Regions from separate parts of the Homo sapiens genome. Here region 1 is linked to region 2. Evidence: chromatin contacts called from ENCODE Hi-C data. All regions are on one chromosome and are shown on one strand. Each heading gives the region's core, a stretch centred on a gene start or an enhancer-like site at or near the end of the contact. The rest is flanking DNA. Distances are from core to core; before and after follow the strand shown. Region 1 overlaps COL23A1 (collagen type XXIII alpha 1 chain). Region 2 overlaps COL23A1 (collagen type XXIII alpha 1 chain).

Evidence for each region. Hi-C counts contacts between places; a loop is a spot of excess contacts on that map. Pooled maps may share reads with other maps.
Region 1: a loop to region 2 is called in a map of posterior cingulate gyrus, with 2.2 times the contacts of the local background. The contact joins two enhancer-like sites. A Hi-C loop is called at or near these places in 5 of 168 maps with a recorded cell type or tissue (K562, Right ventricle myocardium inferior, cardiac septum and 2 more) and 3 of 50 pooled maps.

What each region holds. Positions count from the first base shown.
Region 1 is chr5:178,545,137-178,550,353 of GRCh38, forward strand. All of the region lies in intron 2 of COL23A1 (collagen type XXIII alpha 1 chain), which reads right to left. Among named protein-coding and RNA genes, the nearest start is that of COL23A1, 43 kb to the right of the region's middle. Within about 2 kb of position 1,600, at least 4 of the 41 ENCODE cell types and tissues checked have a DNase peak (open chromatin) inside an H3K27ac peak, as active enhancers do; they include heart left ventricle, where a contact is called at or near this core.
Region 2 is chr5:178,425,607-178,431,083 of GRCh38, forward strand. All of the region lies in intron 2 of COL23A1 (collagen type XXIII alpha 1 chain), which reads right to left. Among named protein-coding and RNA genes, the nearest start is that of COL23A1, 160 kb to the right of the region's middle. Within about 2 kb of position 3,270, at least 12 of the 41 ENCODE cell types and tissues checked have a DNase peak (open chromatin) inside an H3K27ac peak, as active enhancers do; they include heart left ventricle, where a contact is called at or near this core.

The DNA.
Region 1 (5,217 bases), core at 350-2,849, 120 kb after region 2:
TATGAGGGCCATAGAGGGGGTGGGGGGTGTTCTAGTTCCTGATGGGGGAGGCGGGTGCCCCTCATGGGTGGTCTGGGCATCCTCTGTTCCCTGGGCTATGCCCTCCTCTTGAGCCCCCACGCCCCTCACAGTCTCAGGCTACGGCACTTTGAGCCTCTCCCTGTGCTGGCCCAACAGGGGGCTCAGGTTCCGCACGAGGCTACTTCTAAAGACATGACCGGACAACAGGCCACTTCAAGCCCATTAGTGTCATGAAACTCATGACCTCACAGGGAAGGCAGCTCTCCCAGCATTCAGTCCTATTTCTAAAGGCAGAACTGAAAAGAATGAAAAGAACAGTGGGTGCCAGGGGCGGGGAGGAACAAGAGCCTTTGGGAAACTGCAAGGGGACACGGAAGAAAAGGACTTTAACACTCGGCCTGCCAATAACCTACAGGGCAGCAAAAGGAACCTCGAGTTCAAGGGCTCTCCTAAAAGCCAGGAGTTGCTTTCTCTCCATGATTGAGCAGAAGGTCTGCTGAGGGATTCTGGCCCCAAGTGAACCGAGGGTCTAAGCAGGGATGATGTGCTTTTCCACAGGGCAGCCACAGAAGGAACTTGCACCCTGGCACAAGCTGCAGGCACAGCTCCCTCCTATCACCCCCACATCCCACTGCCTGAGGTCCACAGGTCGATTCCCACAGGGATACATGAACAGACATATTTGATGCCTACTGTGTGCCAAGCATTTCCACATAAACTTGCCTCAGTTTATCCTCAAAACAAACCCATAGGGTACATCGTATTACCCCATTTTATGCACAAGGAGTTGGAGAGTTTTAAGAATTAGGTAACTGGCTCAAGTTCCCAGAGCTGGGCCCACCTGCATCCAAACCCTGACACCCCTCCTCCACGAGGCACCCTAGATTCCAAGGAGCCGGGAGGCTGCCCGGGAGGTGCTCACCCTATGTCTCAGCCCTGCCCTGGAAGCCTCAGGCTGAGGGGTGGCCACAGGGTCCCCACCTGGCCAGTAAGACTCTATCTCCCCTCCACCTCAAACAGAGCCATGCACACATGAAATATGGGGTGGCGGGGGGCAGATATGTGTAAGAGGCCTCCTGTTCCCGAGGTGGGGGTATCACCCCTCCATTCCTAGATCCCGTTCCTGCCTAAATTCCGGAACCACCCTGCACCCCATCCTTCCCAAGCCTCAATCCTCATGCATTTCTTCCACTGTTCGCCACTTTTGTCTAGATAGGCAGAGGAGCTGGTTTCTGTTGCCAGCAACCACAGGATGCTAACTTGTTCACCAGCCATCTCAGCTCTTCTCCCAGGACCCTCCCTGGATCCCCTCCCTCCTCTCTGCTCCCAGGATGAGGGTGCAGACCCTGCAAAGCTGGCCGTCTGCCCCCCAGAGCTGCCTCGTCCTGACACTGGGGGCCGTCCCAGGGCCTGGCTGCGGTGACGCGCCACTAACACTTACTGGACGATGAGGTAAAAGGACTGAGGGTTCACGAGGGCAGAGTGGGACTGGGATGAGGGAACCAAATGCAAGGATGAAGGGAAAACAGAAAACTGTCCAGGTTTCTGCCACAGCCAGTCCTATTTGTACCATGTAGCAAGGGCAGCTATTTCTGTCCGTGACACCCGCTTCCATCAGCCCCACAAGGACAGAAGGCAGCCTGAGGCAACTCCGTGCCAAAGGTGTGGGCTTGGCAGGCTCACAGCAGAGATTGTGGGCACCATCTCTGCAAGGCCAGGGGCACCCGAGCTGTGGGGCAGCACAAGGGGCCTGTGTGAGGCCCCTGGAGGAACACGGAGGAGGCACAGGGGCTCCAGGGCAGAGAAGCCGGAGGGAAGCCGCTCGCATGCAGAGTGGCCTTCCAAGCTTGGGGGGCATCCTTCTGGGAGCGCCTGGGTCCACAGAGCTCCCAAACTCTGCTCAATTCAGGCAATTTGGGAAGTAAAACAGGAAATGTCAGCTGCAAAAGGTAGAGAAGGCTTTTCAGGGAAGGTATTTCCAAACTATTTCCCCGTAGGGAATACATTTCCGTGACACTGAGTGGCAAGTACCCCGACAGTATCTGATTCACGCCAGCACCGAGCTAAATGCAAATGACTTTCAATCATCAGCCCCTGGGGCACACTCGGAACTCAGCAGAGCCGAGCCCTGGCCCAAGTCACCTCTATGACCGGCAGTGAGAAAAAAGGCGGGTGGCGAGAACATGGGAAAGAACATGGGTAAGAATATTGGCTCTCCTGGGCCAGATTTTGGACTTGATAGTCCCCATAATCACGTGAGCCAATTCCTTCAAATAAATCTCTTTATGCATGCACGTGTGGGCACACACACCCACACACCCACACACACACCCACACATCCCCATACACACCCCCACACCCACACACTCACACCCACAAACACACCCACACACCCCCATACACACCCCCACACACACCTACACCCACACCCCCACAACCACCCACACACACACCCCCCACACACACCCACCCACACCCCCCCACACACACACACCCCCCATACACACCCCCCACACACCCACCCCCCACACACCCACACACACACCCATACACACCCCCCACACCCACACACCCACCCCACACACCCCCACACCCACACCTATACCCACATACCCACCCCCCACACACCCCCCACACACACTGACACACACCCCCACACCCACCCACCTACACACCCCCACACCCACCCACCTACACACACCCACACCCACACCCCCATACACACCCACACCCCACACCCACCCATACACACATCCCACACGCACACTTACACCCACACCCACCCCCCACACACACCCACACACCTACACCCACATACCCACACCCACCCCCCACACACCCCCATACCCACCCACACACACCCACCCACAAACACACCCACCCCCACACCCACACACACATACCCCCCCTCACCCCCACACACACACCCTATTGGTTCTGTTTCTCTGGGGAACCTTGGCAAACTCTGTAAAGAACAAAGAGGCCTGCTGGACTCTGGGCTAAGGAAGGCAGCCAGCATAGCAGCATCACTCCCGGCACCGTGTGTACAGATGTAGTCAGAATCACTGTGACAAATGCCCACTCCGGCCGGGCCCTGCACTGCTGCCTCCACCTTTTTTGGGCCATTTAATCCAAGGGCTGATTGCATATCTCCTCTCATATGTCCCACAGTCATGCCAAAATTAACAGATCTCAACAAACTCTTAATCGTCCCCATCCTGGTCCTGCTCTCATCCTGGCAAGTGGCACCAGTGAGTTCCCAACTCAAAAATCTGGGCATCATCCAAAAACCGGGAGTCACCCGATCTTCCCTCTCCCTTGCTCCCCCTCACTCAGTCCACCTCCACGTCCTGCCAATGTCCTGTGGGGATCCCTATCCACATCCTTTGCCTATTCTTTTTTTTTTTTTTTTTTGAGACAGAGTCTCATTCTGTCACCAAGCTGGAGTGCAGTGGCGCAATCTCGGCTCCCTGCAACCTCTGTTTCCCATCTTTGCCCATTCTTTACTAGAGCCTCTGGCTTGTCCTTATTCTTGTATAAGAGCACTTTATATCTCATGCATATTAACTATGTATTTGTTGTATGTGTTGAAATTGTTTTTTCATTTTGTCACTTATTTTCAAACTTAAGGTGGCATTTGCTTTCTATACAGAATTTTTAAAAATGTCCATCAAGGCTTTTTAATAGCAAAAACAACAAAAACTTAAATAAAAATAAATGTCTATCAGCAGCAGACGAGATGAATAGTAGTATGTTCATACACTGCGATGGCATGCTGCAGTGCTCCATTGTAGAAACGACAGTCACAGGAAATGACTAGACCTGCAAGCATCCATACAAATACTTCTTTTTTTTTGAGATGGAGTCTCGCTCTGTTGCCCAGGCTGGAGTGCAATGGCACGATCTCGGCTCACTGCAACCTCCGCTTCCCAGGTTCAAGCAATTCTCCTGCCTCAGCCCCGAGGAGCTGGGATAACAGGCGCATGCCACCACACCCGGCTAATTTTTGTATTTTTAGTAGAGACGGGGTTTCACCATGTTGGTCAGGCTGGTCTCGAACTCCTGACCTCAGGTTATCCACCCGCCTCGGCCTCCCAAAGTGCTGGGATTACAGGCATGAGCCACCATGCCCGGACCCATACAAATACTTCTTGAAAAAAAAAATGAAGGGATAAAACAGATGAAAAGACACACAAATAACAAGTAGTAGGACAATAAAATATATTGCCATGGTACACATATTTAATAAAATATAATATACAGAAAACATGCAGAAAAAGTATAGCTACCAACTCAAGACATTTGTTGCCTGGCAGAGAATAGGGGAATGGGAGAGGAACTGGTACCTTGGCTCTGTCTAAAACATTTCATTTCTTGGCCAGGCACGATGGCTCATGCCTGTAATCCCATCACTTTGGGAGGCTGAGGTGGGCAGATCACCTGAGGTCAGGAGTTTGAGACCAGCCTGACAAATATGGTGAAACCCTGTCTCTACTAAATACAAAAAATTAGCCAGGCGTGGTGGTGTGCTCCTGTAATCCCAGCTACGTGAGAAGCTGAGGCAGGAGAATCGCTTGAATCCGGGAGGCAGAGGTTGCAGTGAGCCGAGATTGCACCATTGCACTCCAGCCTGGACAACAAGAGCAGAATCCTGTCTCAAAAAACAAAACAAAAACAAAAACAAAAACAATTTCTTTAACAACAAAATAACAAACATGAGAAAATGATGTTATTCATTAAATCTAGATGAAACGGACATCAGTATTATATTCTTCTCTGTACTTTTTTATATATTTGAAACATTCTGTAATGAAAATTAAAATTATTTTTTAATATTAAGTAAAGAAAGGATCTGGTTGGGCAAAAGAATGATCAGATACCTCCATGAGACTCCATTCTTGCTTCTAGCAAATTACCATAATGTGCAAATATATCATTTCTGGAATCTGAAGTGCTCTACTCCCAGGAAACTAGGAAACCTAGCAAGTTGTTTTATCTGTGAGAGCTGATCTGAGTTCACATAACTTCACTTAGTTTTTGCCCAAATATGTAAACTAAAGAAGATTTTTCTGTCTATACAGAAAATTTAACCTTTTAAGCTTAAAATGTTCAAGGAAATGTTTTCTTCTATGGCAAGGTTTTTCAACCTGGGCACTACTAACATTTGGGACCGGATAGTTCTTTGTGGTGGTGGCT
Region 2 (5,477 bases), core at 2,020-4,519:
GCAACCGGCCAACACACGTCTGGCATTCAGTGGTACTCAATGAATGCAGAGTTTGGGTCTGCCGGCAACTGGAGGGGCTGGGAGAAGCCGCGGTGAATGGCAGGCCGGCCATCTGCAGCTTCAAAGATGGCTGCAGTGCACCAGCATCTGCCTCCAATGACTGTCTTGCTATCTGCTCTCGGCTTTTACTTGGAAAGATGCTTTGATATTGACTAACCAGGAGAGCCTGATGAATTTGTGTCTTGAGAGTGCCGTGGCAGAGGCATCTTCTGCTACTGCCTGCCCATGGGGCTCAGAGGGCTGGGGGCCAGCCGCTCCCGATGGACTTGTGCTCCGGTGAACACACACCCAGAAAAGGTGCCACGGTGGGGTCCTGAGTTCACCTCTGAGGTGGGAACTCCCTCCTCTATTCTCTCCACAGCAGGGGGGGCAACCAAAGGGGCTCACATTCCTGCCGCTTCCTTCAGTGTCTTTGTAGAAGTCTCCGTTTAGTGTGGTCAGGAAAGGCAGCAGAGATGTTAGACATCAGGCATTTTGTATACAAATAATTATTTCATAAACAAAGATCTATAAGACCATTATCCACTGTTTGAAAAATGAAAAAGAGAAAAACCCACCCTCAAGCCCATCAACCCAAGAGAATTCTCCGTATCTTTGTGGATTCCTACCTAGTCTACAGCCTTGTGCAAATGCCCTCTTAGTCTCAACTTCAGCTCATCGCTTTTCGTCTTGCATTCTCCCCTTCCTCATTAGATGACCCACGTTTTTCTGTGTTGCTTCTTCACCTCTGTGTTTACCATGTCTAGTGGCTGCCCCATTGGGAATGCCTGGGCCACCCTGTTTTCGTGCACACTCCCACGCATGTCCCACTGCCGGACACAGACCAGCTTCCACCTGCGATCGCGCTCTGTGCTGCCATCCGGGCGCAGATCCTGCTCTGGCTGTGGTCCATCCCTGTAGATGAGCCGCCAGAAGTGGTGGATGCCGCACACCACCCCCTGCAGCCTGCCACCCCACCAACTTCCCTACTGCTGCGGGATCCGAAGCAGCCATTTGAAGACCGGACTGTGAGACAAGCCGCAGAGAGAGAGAAAATATTTGCAAAAGGCACATCTGATAAAGGACTGTTATCCAAAGTATACAAAGAACTCTTAAAACTCAACAATAAGAACGCGAACAGCCCCGTTAAAAATGGGCCAAAGGCCTTCACAGATTCCTCATCAAAGAACATAGATGATGGCAAATAAGCATACGAGAGACGCTGCCCATCATATGCCATCAGGGAAGTGCAGATCCAAAATAACGATGAGGCCAGTGTGGTGGCTCACGCCTGTCATCCTAGCATTTTGGGAGGCCGAGGCAGGTGGATCACTTGAGGTTAGGAGTGCGAGACCAGCCTGGCCATTATGGTGAAACCCCGTCTCTACTAAAAATACCAAAAAAATTAGCCAGGCATGGTGGTGGGCACCTGTAATCCCAGGAACTGGGGAGGCTGAGGCAGGAGAATTGCTTGAACCTGGGAGGCAGAGGTTGCAGTGATCACACCATTGCACTCCAGCCTGGGCGACAAGAGCAAAACTGTGTCTCAAAAAATAATAATAATGATGATGAGATACCACTACATACCTATGAGTATGGCCAAAATCCAGCACACTGAACCACCAGATGCTGGCAGGGATGTGGAGTATTGGGAAGCCTCGTCCATTGCTGGTGGGAATGCAGAAGGGTACAGGCCCTTTGGAATACAGCTTAGCAGTTTCTTACAAAACTAAACATACTCTTGCCATATGCTCCAGCTATCTTGCTCCTTGGTATTTACACAAAGAAGCTGAAAACGTATGTCCATACAAAAGCCTGAACACAGATGATTATAGCAGCTTTATACATAATTTCCAAACCTGCAAGCAGCCAAGATGTCTTTCAGTAGGTGAGTGGGTAGGTAAGTTGTGGTACAGCCACAGTTTGGGATATTATTTAGCTACATAATATTTAGCACTGAATAATATTCTATTATTCAATGCTGACAAGAAATGAGCTCTCAAGCCAGGAACAGACATGGAGGAAGCTTAAATGCATATTATTAGGAGAAAGAAGCTATCTGAAAAGGCCACATGCTGTGATTCCAGCTAGATGACATTCTGGGAAAGGCAAAACTATGGAGATGGTGAAAAGATCACTCGTTGCCAGGGGCTGGGGGAGGGAGGGATGAATAGTTGGAGCACGGGGGATTTGGGGGACAGTGAAACTATTCTGTATGATACTATAATGGTGGATACATGTCATTGTGTATTTATCCAAACCCACAGACTGTCCAGCACCAGGAGTGGTCCCCTAATGTTAACTGTGGAGTTTGGGTGATGGCATGTCATTGGTTTATTAATTCTAAGGAATGTACCCTCTGGTGGGGGATGTTGATCCCTGATCCAGGGAGGAAGGAGTATTAGGAAGCCAATTTGGCTCTGGTCCAAGCCCTCTCCTCCAGTCCAGCCTTTCCAGCAATGAGGGTATCATCAAAAGCCCACATCTATGCTCACTGGCTCAGATATCACAGGGAAAAGAGAACGAGGAATCCAAAGTCCTGAGCAATCGTGTCCCCTTAGGTGACCAAGCCTTCTGCTGTGGGCTCCCCGAGGCATTTCCTGGGAGAAGGGTCTCTGGCTTCCCAAGATGCCATCTCTCCAGCCAAGAAGGTGCCCTGGGCAGTCCCCGAGGCTGGCCATCCCCTCTAGAACCTGCAGGACCATGGAGCCAGCTCTTTGCACGAGGAGGAGCCTTCCTGGATCAAAACCTACCAAGATAACAGGGAACCAGGGGCAGCTTCCAGGGCCCCTTCCTCATTCTGCTGCTCGGAACTCCTTGTGACAAGGACTGAGTGAGTGTCCGGAGTGACTGCCAGCTGGGCCTGTGCTCTGTGTCCAGGAGCCGCGGCAGGGTGCCCAGCGGGGCCTCTTGGATGCTCCTCCTGGCTGGCAGCCCCTGCCCGGCCCAGGCCTTTTTAGCCCCCGAGCCAGGATGGCAGCCTCTTCTCCTGACCTCATTATGTCAGCGCCCGGATTGTGTGCTGGGGCTGGGCTGGGGACAGGATGTTTTCTGCTTCTCCAGGACATTGTCACTCTCTTGGCCTGTGATCATTCATTTCAGGGCCTCATTTTGTTCCTGAACTGGGCTCAGTGTTAGGATTTTAACTGCTCATCTGCCCAGATGGGGGCTGTGCAAGCAGGGTCTGCAAGCAACTCTGCCCCTGGAGTGGTGCCTCGTGGGGGTGGGGGCAGGGCTGCCTTTGCCTCCCTATTGTTTCCAAGCCAGCTCCCTACCCGCACACAGACAGGCAGGCCCTCCGTGAGTGTCCTGAGACCCTACCACACCCCAGTGCTGCCCAGGCCCAGCACCCGGGGTGCGGGTGTACCTTCTTTTCTGCTCGTGATTGGCTGGGGCACGCGACTGCTCTGTAAACCAGGTGCGGGGAGGGCCAGGCAAATACTTAGGTATGTTGGGCCCCATGCCAGGCACCAGGGCATTTCAGCGCCTTTACAGCTCCTCACAGCCTGGGGAGGTGGGTATTACCTCATCCTGCAGTGGATGGGGCATGCGCCTCGGGAAAGGCCGGGACTCATCCAAGGTCACAGGGCAGAGCTGGGGCGCCACCAGGCCCGTCTACCTCAAGCCCAGCACCCCACACCACACCACAGGCCTCCCCTCCACACCCCACGAGCGAAGGGCCCCTCCTCTGCCTTCCTCTAGAGAAAGTTGCCCTGCTTCCCCGGCCTGAGCCTCACGGTGTGAAAGAAAAACAAAATGCCAGGACCTCAAACTCACCATGCCAAAGCGAAAGTTAAGCTCAGAAACTGAGTCAGGCAAAAACTGCCTTCCTTTTCTTCCCAAACAGATAGCTGCAGTGTCGCATGCTTACTTTAGCTTGTGTAAACTGTAGATTTAGTGAGTGGGAGATGAATGCAGAATTTTGGCTCCCCTCACTCCCTTCTTTTCATGCGTAAAATGTAGATTCATTGAGTGCCGCTTCCTGGTCTTCCTGGTGAGGCTGCACGCACTCTCGCCTGGACACTGCACACTCCCTACTGCCTCCCCCAGCTCATTTTCCACATTGACGCCAGAGGGATCTGAGCACATGGCCCTGACTGTGTCCCTCCCTGCACCACCCTCTATGGCTCCCCATGGCCTACTGGCTACCGTCCAAGTGTCTGAGCCTCTGCTTAGAGGGTCTACAGTGTGGCCCTACTTCCTTTCCCTGACCTATGGCCTGGCTCTAACCCCACCTCCCTCTGCACCACTCCCCAGGCATGGCTAGAACTCTGCTACAGTTCTGTCCCCACTGACCGTGCCTTTCCCTGTGCAGGGTCGCCCTTTCATGTTCCTTGTCCAGGCAGGCTCTGGAGTCAGCTTTCACAACCTGTCCCCAGGAAGTATGTTCAGCCAGGGAGGTCAGCCAGGTACTCTGTCCCCTGAGGTGCACCTGGAAAGACCCACGTGCCTCAGCCTGTCATGCTGAACTTTTAAGAGCACCAGAAACTTCTGGGTGGAACTGTCACTTCGAGACCTTAATCCAGAATATGCTGCATTATCTTGATTGGACATTCATTTCCTGTCTCCCGAGAACGATCACACCCCATAAGGAATTTCTCCCATGCAAGCAATTAACAAAGACACACAGGTGACTTCACTGGGGCCCCAGGTTCCTGGGTCTCTGCCCACTGGAATTCTGCCACTCACTGTCAAGAATTCCAGAAACGGGTTCCGATTTCCTAAGGACATCAATGGCACCAGTTGCACAATTCCATCCTGGGGCTCATAGTCCCCTGGAAAGGACACAATGGGACGTGGGAAGACAAGGAAAGAAGAGTAGTTCTGTGCTCGTGAGAGGCGAGCTTCTCTCTTCCTAGGGGCTGCCAATACCCTGGCTCTCACCTCCGTGGGAAAGATCCATGTATGTCCACGTGTGACGTGCGCAGCAGAGTGAGCACAGAGTGTGAGCGTGCAGAGAATACTGGGCTCCTGCCTGATGTCCAGGTAGGAGACTGAGAAAGGAAACTAACAAAGTTGGATGGTTTCTTTCAATGGCAACTTGGGAAATAGAGCATTCTGATAAAATGAGAACAAAATAATCCATTTGCTTGATTCAACACTAGTCACATTTTCTGAGTGCTGTGTCCCAGACCCTGGGATCTGGGTCTGTGATATTCTCTCCCAGCCATGCATAGGTGGTGCCTTGTGGTTGCTAGGTATGGTGGGTACAGAGGTAGGTGAGTCCCTACCTGGGAGTCAGGCAGCATCCCACAGCCCTCACGTGATGCCCTGGGTGAGTTCATACAGACGTAAAGACATGAGCGGCCTGCTGCAGGAGCACAGGGCAGGGAGATGGTGGAGGAAGAGATGCCAGAGGGAGACGGGCTAGGAAGGAGGAGCAGAGTTCTCCAGGCAGGGGAGGGAGACCAGAGCCCCAGGCAGTAAGTGCGGTGTGA